Linked DNA regions of Homo sapiens: region 2 is linked to region 1. A link is a contact called in ENCODE Hi-C data. All regions are on one chromosome and are shown on one strand. The core of a region is the stretch at or near the end of the contact, and the rest is flanking DNA. Distances in the headings are between cores, read along the strand shown.

Region 1 (2,653 bases), core at 1-2,500:
AAAAGTCCCCATAAAACTGGCCATTAGACATGTAACTGGCCATATGATGCCAGATATACATGTAACTGGCCAGGCGCGGTGGCTCATGCCCGTAATCCCAGCGCTTTGGGAGGCTGAGGTGGGTGGATCACTAGGTAAGGAGTTCAAGACCAGCCTGGCCAACATGGTGAAACCCAGTCTCTAATTAAAACTACAAACATTAGCCGGATGCAATGGCAGGTGACTGTAATCCCAGCTACTCGGGAAGCTGAGGCAGGAGAATTGCTTGAACCCAGGCGGCAGAGGTTGCAGTGAGCCGAGATCGCGCCACTGCACTCCAGCCTGGGCAACAGAGTGAGACTCTGTCTCAAAAAAGAAAAAAAAAAAAGTGAGTCGGGGTCGGGCGCGGTGGCTCACGCCTGTAATCCCAGCACTTTGGGAAGCTGAGGCGGGCAGATCACGAGGTCAGGAGTTCGAGACCATCCTGGCTAACACGGTGAAACCCCGTCTCTACTAAAAATACAAAAAATTAGCCGGGCGTGGTGGTGGGCGCCTGTAGTCCCAGCTACTCGGGAGGCTGAGGCAGGAGAATCGCTTGAACCCAGGAGGTAGAGCTTGCAGTGAGCCGAGATCGCGCCATTGCACTCCAGCCTGGACGACAGAGCGAGACTCTGTCTCAAAAAAAGAAAAAAACGAAAAGCGAGTCGGCCCACAGGGTCCTGTTTCAGGGTCTCCCAGGGGCATGGACTTTTCCAGACTGGTCTCCAAGATAACAGAAAAAGGGGCTGGAGGCCCTGGGAGCGGCTCCCCAGGAAGGGGAGACCTCGTGCCTATCCATGCTTTCTTCCCTGCCTGAATTCCCCAACACGAGCTGAGCGCCTCCTGTGTGCCAGGCGCGTTCCGGGTTCTTGGGTTGCATCCGGGAGCACCTGGTCCGCAGGTACGCAGAGGATGAGGAAATGGACGGAGCCAGATCCCCTCCGCTTCCTTGTGAAGGCGGAGAGACTCCGGGGCCGGAGCTGCGGCGCTGGCCCGACCAACCCCTGCGCCCCCTGCACCCCAACCCGGGGCCTGGGGCGCGCGGGAGGTGGACGAAGCGGTAGGTCCCGGGTTCCCGCGAGGTGGGCGGGGAGCCGCAGCGCCGGGGCTCGTCAGCAGAGGGCGCCGGCCCCGGGACGAGGTGCGCATGCGTCCTGGGGGCGCTTTCCGGCAGCGTGGCGGAACCAGCCACTTCGTTTCGCGCCGTTTAGCGACACCTGCGCGCGGCGGCAGTGCGGCCGTCATGGCGTCGCCCTTCAGCGGGGCGCTGCAGCTGACGGACCTGGATGACTTCATCGGGCCGTCTCAGGTGGGCCGGCCTGGGCGGGCGGGGTCGAGGCTGCGCTCGGTGCCCTGTCGCGCGGAGGGAAATTGCTCTGCGCCCCACTTCCTCCCCTGAGGAATGAGATCCGAATCCCGGGAGCCCGGTCTGGGCCGTCAGGGACTCTATCGACCCGGGCGCGGGGCCTCAGACACTGAGGCCCGCTTCTTACCAACAAGGAAACTGAGGCCAGGGAGGGCGGCGCCCCCCAACCCGCTCCTGTGCCCCATGGTGTCCGGGCGGGCTGCGTGGGAGGGTCCCGTGGTCGCGGGCTCGCGCCGGCCTGCCCAACCCAGAGGAGGCAGCAGAGGCGGCTCCCACACATCCCTAACCCTAACCCGACCCCTGGGTCGCAGCTGGAGGGCGGCGGGGCCCGGGCCGGGGCCTCTTCCCCTTCCCCTGCGCAGGACGCCTTGTCAGGCCTCAGGACCCCCAAGCCACAGCCTTTGCATCTGCATAAACGGGTGCGGTGGGGACCCCACCTCATTTGAGGGCAGTAGGGGCGGCCCGCTAGACGCCCCGCAGTGGCTCCTCAGTAGAGCTGTCCTTAACGTCGCCCTGGTGGGCCGGACAGCTACCCTTGAACCCGGGAGGCTGCAGGCGCCCTTTTCTGGGTGCACCTGCCTGTCCATGTCCAACAGCCCCGCGGGGCCAGAGCTGAGCAGGGCGAGAGGCGGGCTGCTGGGAGCGCTTCCGGCAGGGATGAGCTGGGAGGCGGCTTTCTGGGCTGCCAGGGTTCTCAAGGAGAAGAGAGAGAAATCCACTTGTTTCCCGGGCACTGAGCAGGAGGTGGTCTCCAAACAGATCCAAGCACACGTCCTCTCGATGGGCAGTGCAACTCTGGTCTCTGTGGTGGTCACGCCCCCTGTTCACGTGAAGGGTGAAGGTCAGTGTTGGTGGTGTCTCCGCAGGTGGGTAGTTTGCAGGCGCTGTTAGCACTGGCCTTCCTGCACACTGGGAACTTCAGTGCCGCAGGATGTTGGGAACCCGATCCCTGGGTGAGAGCAGTGGGGCAGGAAGAAGACGGTGGGACCAGCCTCAGTCCCTGAGTGCATGGCTCCTGGCAGAGCCTTCAGGCTGTGCGGCTGGGCAGCCATCCTTGAGGCCTGGCCTCCCAGGGAACCTCCGCCCACTCACAGGGGCTGATTTGGGGTCTCTTCCTGCTCTAGGAGTGCATCAAGCCTGTCAAAGTGGAAAAAAGGGCGGGAAGTGGCGTGGCCAAGATTCGCATTGAAGATGACGGGAGCTACTTCCAAATTAACCAAGTAAGGCACAGGAGGCTGCTCCACCATCTCTCCTGCCCGGCTGATCCGA
Region 2 (7,945 bases), core at 2,091-4,590, 1.1 Mb before region 1:
ATAGCTGGGCACGGTGGCTCATGCCTGTAATCCCAGCACTTTGGGACGCCCAGGCGGGTGGATCACTTGAGGTCAGGAGTTCGAGACCAGCTTGACCAACATGGTGAAACCCTGTCTCTACTAAAAATACAAAATTAGCCGGGTGTGGTGGCGTATGCCTGTAATCTGAGCTACTTGGGAGGCTGAGGCAGGAGAATCACTTGAACCTGGGAGGCAGAGGTTGCAGTGAGCCGAGATTGTGCCACTGCACTCCAGCCTGGGCAAAAAGAGTTAAACGCCATCTCAAAAAGAAAAAAGAAAGAAAGAAAAAAAAGAAAATTGTATGGTATGAGCAAACTCTATTTAAAAAATTACAATTATATCCACAGACTTGGAAGAACTTGCAATAAATGCTTAACTTTGGCTGTCTCTGGGTAGATGAAATTTTTGGTGTTTTGTTCTAATTGCTAATCTCTATTTTCTGACTCTTCTGTAATTACATGCATTGCCAAGCAATGAAAAAATAATACTAAAAGTAGTTAAGATAGCATGATACTTAATAAAGAAATCCAATTATGGCACTTCCTCATACTATATTATAATTTAAGCATGGGGTTGCAGCATACCTAAGTGTCTGATTCTTCTTATGTATCTACTTACAAGATGCAGCCTGCATTGTGGTCAAAACTTCACGTTCTGGTCTTGGGGGAGCTGGGTTACATCTCGGCTCTGCCACTAAGCTGAGTGACTTTAGCCAGCCTTCGCAGCCTCTAGATCTGTCTTCATCTGAGTAATGGGGATGGTAGTGATCATACTAAGCTTATGGCTTGGTTGCTGGTTACATAACACGTGGAAATACAGAATAAACTGCTTGGCATGGTGCCTAACAGTACTGTGTTCAATACATGGGGACCGTTACTACTCAATCAGATGTCCTAGGCTTTCTTCAGGGGCCAGCAGATGATGTGAACGCGAACAGGAACCCCTGCCGAAGCCCAAAGGACTCCTCCAGGCATTGACAGCTATGCTGTGCATCTTGCCTGGATGTTTTTTCAGAGGAGGGTGCAGGCAAGAGCAAAAGCAGCAGTCCCAGGCTATTCAACTTCCACAAAGCCTCCTTATCTCCGGTTGGGAAGTACAGTTGCTGATTAACTGTGTTAACACAGCACAGTGCTCAGAAGGCCAAAGGTCAAAGACTAAGGTCTGAAGCCCCACAAGGAGGAAATATCCCTCCTCGTCATTACTGGGGGGAAAAAAATTACCCTTGTAAGCCACTTAGAAGGGAGCACCTTTATTTGGAAAACAGTAATTTCAAAATCATCTCCCGAACTCAGAATCGATGGGTCTGGGTAGATACCCTAAGTAAACAGGTGAAATCTTCATTACTTGTTCACTTATTAAGTAAAATTTTAAATTAACCGATTATGTACAGGAGTGTTTTTCACATTTCCTGATAAGAATCACTTGGAATGCCCTGTAAACACAGCTTCACTGGAGATTAATCCTATCAAATTGATTCAGCAAGTCCGAGATGGGCCAGTAATTTGTGGAGATTTTTATTTTTACAAATGCTTCCTGATGATGACCAAATCTAAGAAAATTTGGTAAACAACGGAAAGTTATCTGGAACATAACTTTCAGTTTTCTCTGCAGTTTTTAAGTGCTGAACTACTGATCATCCTAGAGATAACCCACTGAAAAGTCTTCTCTAATCCAGTTTTACAAAAGGAAAGTCTTTTTAACATTTGGTTTGATAAAATGTTTTCCGAAGAAATACTTTACTTGCCTGTTTTCATTTCTGGCCCACCCGTTCTACTTCACGTTTTCTTGAAGGGTTCATCTTCTATGAGTTGAGGCATAGCAATCTAATCATTTTTAAAATAAATGGTTTCTTTTTTTTTTTTTTTTTTTGAGACGGAGTCTCGCTGTTGCCCAGGAGTACAGTGGCGCAATCTCAGCTCACTGTAAGCTCCGCCTCCCGGGTTCAATTGATTCTCCTGCCTCAGCCTCCAGAGTAGCTGGGACTACAGGCGCCCGCCACCACGCCCGGCTAATTTTTTGTATTTTTAGTAGAGACGGGGTTTCACCCTGTTAGCCAAGATGGTCTGGATCTCCTGACGTCGTGAGCCGCCCGCCTCGGCCTCCCAAAGTGCTGCGATTACAGGCGTGAGCCACCGCGTCCGGCCAATAAATGGTTTCTAATTAAAGGATTGTGACATTTAATAGCCGTTGCTTGCTCTTGTCTTGCTCCCTTCTCTCTCGAAACTTGTTAAGAAATAACTCAATATTCTGGCTTTTCCACTTTAAATGTCATACTGACCAGCCCGTGTATGCCAGCCTCGATCTCATCGTTTTCTTTAACCGGTCCAACTCCCTTTGGCGTCCCAGTCAAGATAATATCTCCTTCTTCCAAGGTTATGATCTTAGAAACATAGCTGATGATGTAGGGGATGGAAAAAATCATGGAGGATGTCTCACCCTCCTGTCTGAGTTCGCCGTTGACCTTGAGCCAGAGCTTCAGCTTGTGAGGGTCAGGGATCTTCTCCTTGGGCACGAACGCGCTGACCGGGCAGGACGCCGTGAAGCTCTTCGCCAGAGTCCAGGGCAGCCCCTTCTTCTTGCACTCGTCCTGCACGTCCCGGGCGGTCATATCCAGGCACAGGGCATAGCCGCCCACGTAGTCCATGGCCGCAGCCTCGGGGACTGCGCGGCAGCGCTTGCCCATCACCACGCCCAGCTCCAGCTCGTGGTGCAGGTTGCGAGTGTACGCGGGCATGAGGATGGGCGAGCCCTCGGGCGCGTAGGCCGTGGACGGCTTCAGGAACAGCACGGGCTCGCTCAACACCGCGCTGCGCATCTCCCTGACGTGGTCCGCGTAGTTCCTCCCCACGCAGACGATGTTCTTTCCCCACTCCCAGAAGCGGGACAATGGCCTGGATGCTGCCATGATTCCCATCAAGTGCCCCTGTAGTCACGTGGGCTGGGCCGGTCAGCTGATGCCTACGGCATCCCGGAGAGGACCAACTGCCTCGGAACGCTGTCCCCCGCAGCGACGGCCCGTTCCACCTCGCGATCTGCCGGGTACCCGGGCGGCGTGGCGCTCGGCCTCCAGGGATCCACTGTGCGGTGCCAAAAAAGAGGCGGAGGCTCGCGGCACAGCTCTCCCGGCGCAGCTCTCGGGCCGCCGCCGCCGCTCCCAGGCCCGTCTCCCGGCCCGTGGCAGTCGGGGCTCGCGGACAAAACAAGTTGAGCGCGAGCGCGTTGATTGGTTGGCGGACGGTGCGAGGTGGACGCTGATTGGCTGAGGGCAGCGCGAGGCGGGCGCTGATTGGCTGCGACGCGCCGACGCCGGTGTTTTGCAGTCCTGGGCAGCTCGGCAGTCCAGCCCGGCCCGGGTCATGGTGGTGGGCCGAGGGCTGCTCGGCCGCCGCAGCCTCGCCGCGCTGGGAGCCGCCTGCGCCCGCCGAGGCCTCGGTGGGTGCGGCGGGGCGGTGCGGGCCGGGGGACGCGGGCCTGGCGGGGCGGGCAGCGGGCGGCGCCGGGCCGTCGTTTGGCGACCGCTGACGCGGTGTCTGTTGCGCAGGTGCCTAAGGCCGCGCTGCCGGGCTCGAGCGGAGGCGGCGCAGGCGCTGAGGCTGGCGCGGAGCGGGCGCGGGGCCGCGGGTGCGGAAAGCGCTAGGTAAGCAGGGCCAGGCCTGCGTCCGCCGCGGCCTCCACGCTCGGGCTGGGCCGGCCGCGCCCCTGACGCCTCCAGGGCATCGCGTCCTGCCCGGGCCGGCGCCGAGGAGAGCCTGGGGCGCGGCTCTGAGGCGCAGCGGGCAGGGCCCCGGGACGCCTGGCCCACCCCGCACCTGCTGCCCCGCTGCAAGGACCGCGGTCTCGCGGCGCCGCCTGCGGTGGTGGAGCTGCCCGCCCGGCGCCGGAGCCCCCGTCTGGGGACCCGGCGTGTCATTCGCCCGAGGTGGTCGCGCGGCCGGGCCAGGCCAGCGCCCCGGGCGGGTGCGCAGCGCAGGGCACTGGGCGGGCGGAGGCGCAGACAGGGAGGCGTCCCTGGCGGTTTCCAGATCTCGCCGAAAGCTGTCAAGGCTCTGCAGGGGGTAGAATGTCGCCATTGCTAAGGAAAGGACATGGATTTTGAGGTCCTCAGAATTACAGTTTTAGGGACATTCATAAGGGTCCAGGCAGAGAGTTCCAGCGGGACTGTGTGCATCGGCAGGGCGTGCGTACCCCATTCTAAGGGAGGCCCCAGCCCCCGTATTTGGTGCCGCCCAGTTCAAGGGAAGCAAGATGCTGTGAAACTTCCTGATTTAAAAAAGAAGTGCAGTGACGCACGCCTGTCATCCCAGCACTTTGGGAGGCCGAGGCGGGAGGATCGCTTGAGTCCAGGAGTTCCAGACCAGCCTGGCAACATGTTGAGACCTCATCGCTACAAAAACTAAACAAAATCAGCCGGGCGTGGTGGCACACAACTGTAGTCTCAGTCACTTTGGAGGCTGAGGTGGGAGGATCGCTTGAGTCCAGGAGGTCGAGGCTGCAGTGACCCTTGATCGCACCACTGCACTGTAGCCTAGGGGACAGAGTGAGACCATATCTCAATTTTTTTTTGTTTTTGGGGCCAAACCGAACATGTTTCTGGACTTGGTCCAGGCCCCAGGCTGCAGGTCCTTGACCTGTTTGTACAAAGTATTACAGTTACAAAACAGCAAGCCGGGAACATTTGCCAGGCAGTGCTGGGCTGAGTGATATGGAAAGGGAATACGGTTTCTGCTGGTGTTGGCACCAGCTGCGTCTTTCCTCAGAAATAAAGGCACCTCCCTGGGTTGTCAGCTTCTTCAGGAGGCTGTGATGGTCTCCAGGGGAGGCTGAGCACCAGTTGTAAATGACATTTTCTTCGCCTGGGCAGTGCAGTGGCCAATCTCGGCTCACTGCAACCTCTGCCTCCCGGGCTCAAGCGAGTCTCCTGCCTCAGCCTCCTGAGTAGCTGGGACTACAGGCGCTCGCCACCACGCCCAGCTAATTTTTGTATTTTTTAGTAGAGACAGGGTTTCACCATATTGGTCAGGCTGGTCTCGAACTCCTGACCCCGCGATCCGCCCGCCTCGGCCTCCCAAAGTGCTGGGATGACAGGCGTGAGCCACCGCACGTGGGCAGTATTTTTGTTTGTAATGTTCTGCTCCTTGTTTGTAATGGAGCTCCTTTCCAGGAGGACGCCCGGCACTCGGAATCCTGTCACAACCCTTCTGCACCCCACCTGCAGCCCCCAGCACCCACACTCTGCTTGTTGTGCTCCTTGGGCTGGGGTGGTGCTGAGGCTAAGGGGAAGGGGAATAACACAGGAAGCTGCTCATATAGAAATCTTGGTATTATTGTTCCTGAGGAGAATGATCTGGAAAATGCCCAGCTGGTTGTCAGGCGGGTAATAGGATATCTTTGTGCAGTGATTGAAACTATAGTTTGGGCAGTTTCCCCGGCTGTGGAAATAAGGTCGGATTCCGCATTTCGGTGGGCCCTGGAGACGCGTGTGTCTGTCAGTTGGTGGCTGCTGCCCATTTCTGGATCCCTTTTGGGAGAAGCCCCTGCCGTGGCACCTACCCCAGGACTGCACTGTCCTCTGCCACCTTCTGTGGTTTCTTCCCCGTGTAGAGCGGAACTGAAGGTATTGTCGGGGCCCCCAGGTATTTTTAGATTTAGTAGGAGTTTCATTGCTGAAAATATTTTTGCATTGGTCGACTGGGTGGCAGACACTTTTGTCCCTTGGTCACCCACTCCTCCCAGCTCTTGGGCCTTCTGGGCCCCTGTGGCAGAGTCCTTTGGGTCAGTTGGATGGTGGTTTTGTGTCCTCCACACTTGAATCTGGGGGCAGTTGTGGCCAACTTTCCGTCTCAAAGGAACTGCTGATTTTTGTGCATATCTCAGATTCGTGCTGTTCAAGAGCAAGTATTGTTTGTTTGTTTTTTTTTTTTTTTGAGACTGTCTCACTCTGTTGCCCAGGCTGGAGTGCAGTAGGGCGATCTTGGCTCACTGAAACTTTCACCTCCCGGATTCAAGCAATTCTCCTGCCTCAGCCTGCCGTCAAGTATTGGTTCTTTCTGGCTAGAGGCTGAGAAGGGCTGTAACTGCATGGAACGCAGGCTCGCTTAGTCAGTGGTGGCAGCACAGCTTGCTGGAGGGCAGATGGCCAGGCGGGGGCACCCCTAGTCTGTGTTCCCTTCTTCACATTCTGTCCCTGAGTCCGGGGTGTGAATAATCCAGCACTGGCAGTGGTTCGCCTCACAATCACAAGCTGGCCTTCCTGTCCTTTTAGAGTTCTCAAAAAAGAAAATAGAGATCGTAAGTCTGAAACAATTGATTTCCATGAATGTGAGCATGAGTTAGTTCCTGTGTTCTCCTCAGGGATATATGAAGATATTCCTTTTTTTTTTTTTTTTTTTTTTTTTTTTTAAGGAACAGGTTATTGTCTTGTCACCCAGGCTGGAGTGCAGTGGCACAGTCATAGCTCACTGCAGCCTCAAACTCCTGGGCTCAAGTGATCCTCCTGCCTCAGCCTCCGGAGTAGCTGGGACCACAGGCATGCACCACCATGCCTGGCTAATTTTTAAATTTGCAAAGACAAGGTCTTGGCTGGTCGCGGTGGCTCACACCTGTCATCCCAGCACTTTGGGAGGCCGAGGTGGGCGGATCACAAGGTCAGGAGATCGAGACCATCCTGGCTAACACCATGAAACCCGTCTCTACTAAAAAATACAAAAAATTAGCCGGGTATGGTGGCGGGCGTCTGTAGTCCCAGCTACTCAGGAGGCTGAGACAGGAGAACGGCGTGAACCTGGGAGGCGGAGCTTGCAGTGAGCCGAGATCGCGCCACTGCACTCCAGCCTGGGCGACAGAGCGAGACTCCGTCTCAAAAAAAAAAGAAAAAAAAAAAGACAAGGTCTTGCTATGTTGCCCAGGCTGGTCTCAAACTCCTGCCCTCAAGCAGTCCTCCCATCTCAGTCTCTTAAAGCGCTGGGATTCCCGGCAAGAACCACCATACCTGGCCAGAATATTCCTTTTCAAAGGAACCTAGAAAGGCTGGGAAGCACTGCAGCTTGCGCGTCCTGTCGTGGAGGGCCTGGCGCGGCTGCCCGCTGAGTTGTGCTCTGTGTCTGCAGGTCCAGCCCTGCTGGGAGTTTTCTGCCACACAGATTTGCGGAAGAACCTGACCGTGGACGAGGGCACCATGAAGGTAGAGGTGCTGCCTGCCCTGACCGACAACTACATGTACCTGGTCATTGATGATGAGACCAAGGAGGCTGCCATTGTGGATCCGGTGCAGCCCCAGAAGGTGCGCATGGCTGTGCCTGGCTCTCCCTGCCCTGGTCACCCAGCTCGGAGTCCTCACCCCCGATGGGTTTCCTAACCGCAGTGTCCTTGCAACTTTGCCTAAGCTAAATGGAAATTAGTCTCCGGCCACTCTGTTAACAGGGCTCCAAGAAGGGTGGAGGCGAGAGGCAGTGACACAGAAAGCGCTGTGCAGTACAATCCTGGGCACTTGAGTCTTCTTGGGGGCTTTCTGCCCCTGCATGCTGCCTCTGGGGGTGGTGCCCTCAGAGCTGGAGGGGCTTGGAGCGGTCGTAGGTGGTTGCAAGAGTGTCAGGCTGAGCAGGAAGGAGAAGGTGCTTTCACTGGCTCTCCTGGAGCAGGGCAAGCTGGCAGGGTCAGGACGGGCCATGTCAGCGGCCCCTCATGGCGTGTCCTGGGTTCTGCTGGGCACCCTACCATATAGGCCAGCAAGCCAGGCCTAGGAGTGTGACAGGCCTTTGTCCTTCCCCGGGGCCACTGCAGGTCGTGGACGCGGCGAGAAAGCACGGGGTGAAACTGACCACAGTGCTCACCACCCACCACCACTGGTAAGTGCCGCGTCTCACCTGGGGGTGTGGGACCTGGCTCACTTCTCGCCCCGGTGGGTTTAGGGACATCAAGGCCTGTC

Evidence for each region. A loop is a pair of places that touch in the nucleus more often than their neighbours do. Pooled maps may share reads with other maps.
Region 2: a loop to region 1 is called in a map with no recorded cell type, with 13 times the contacts of the local background. The contact joins the promoter of HAGH here to the promoter of CIAO3 in region 1. A Hi-C loop is called at or near these places in 2 of 37 single-sample maps with no recorded cell type and 2 of 50 pooled maps.

Annotation. Positions count from the first base shown.
Region 1 is chr16:739,594-742,246 of GRCh38, reverse strand. It overlaps CIAO3 (cytosolic iron-sulfur assembly component 3), which reads left to right and starts at 1,250. Exons shown (of 11, transcript NM_022493.3): 1 at 1,250-1,327; 2 at 2,509-2,604. The coding sequence starts at 1,262. RefSeq lists silencers at 845-1,124, 1,195-1,254, 1,625-1,924 and an enhancer at 1,108-1,703.
Region 2 is chr16:1,822,220-1,830,164 of GRCh38, reverse strand. HAGH (hydroxyacylglutathione hydrolase) reads left to right here and starts at 3,340. Exons shown (of 9, transcript NM_005326.6): 1 at 3,340-3,453; 2 at 7,128-7,300; 3 at 7,801-7,865. The coding sequence starts at 3,378. FAHD1 (fumarylacetoacetate hydrolase domain containing 1) reads right to left here and starts at 2,959. Exons shown (of 1, transcript NM_031208.4): 1 at 1,255-2,959. The coding sequence starts at 2,926. The coding sequence ends at 2,261. RefSeq lists enhancers at 2,740-2,929, 6,194-6,263 and a silencer at 3,020-3,989.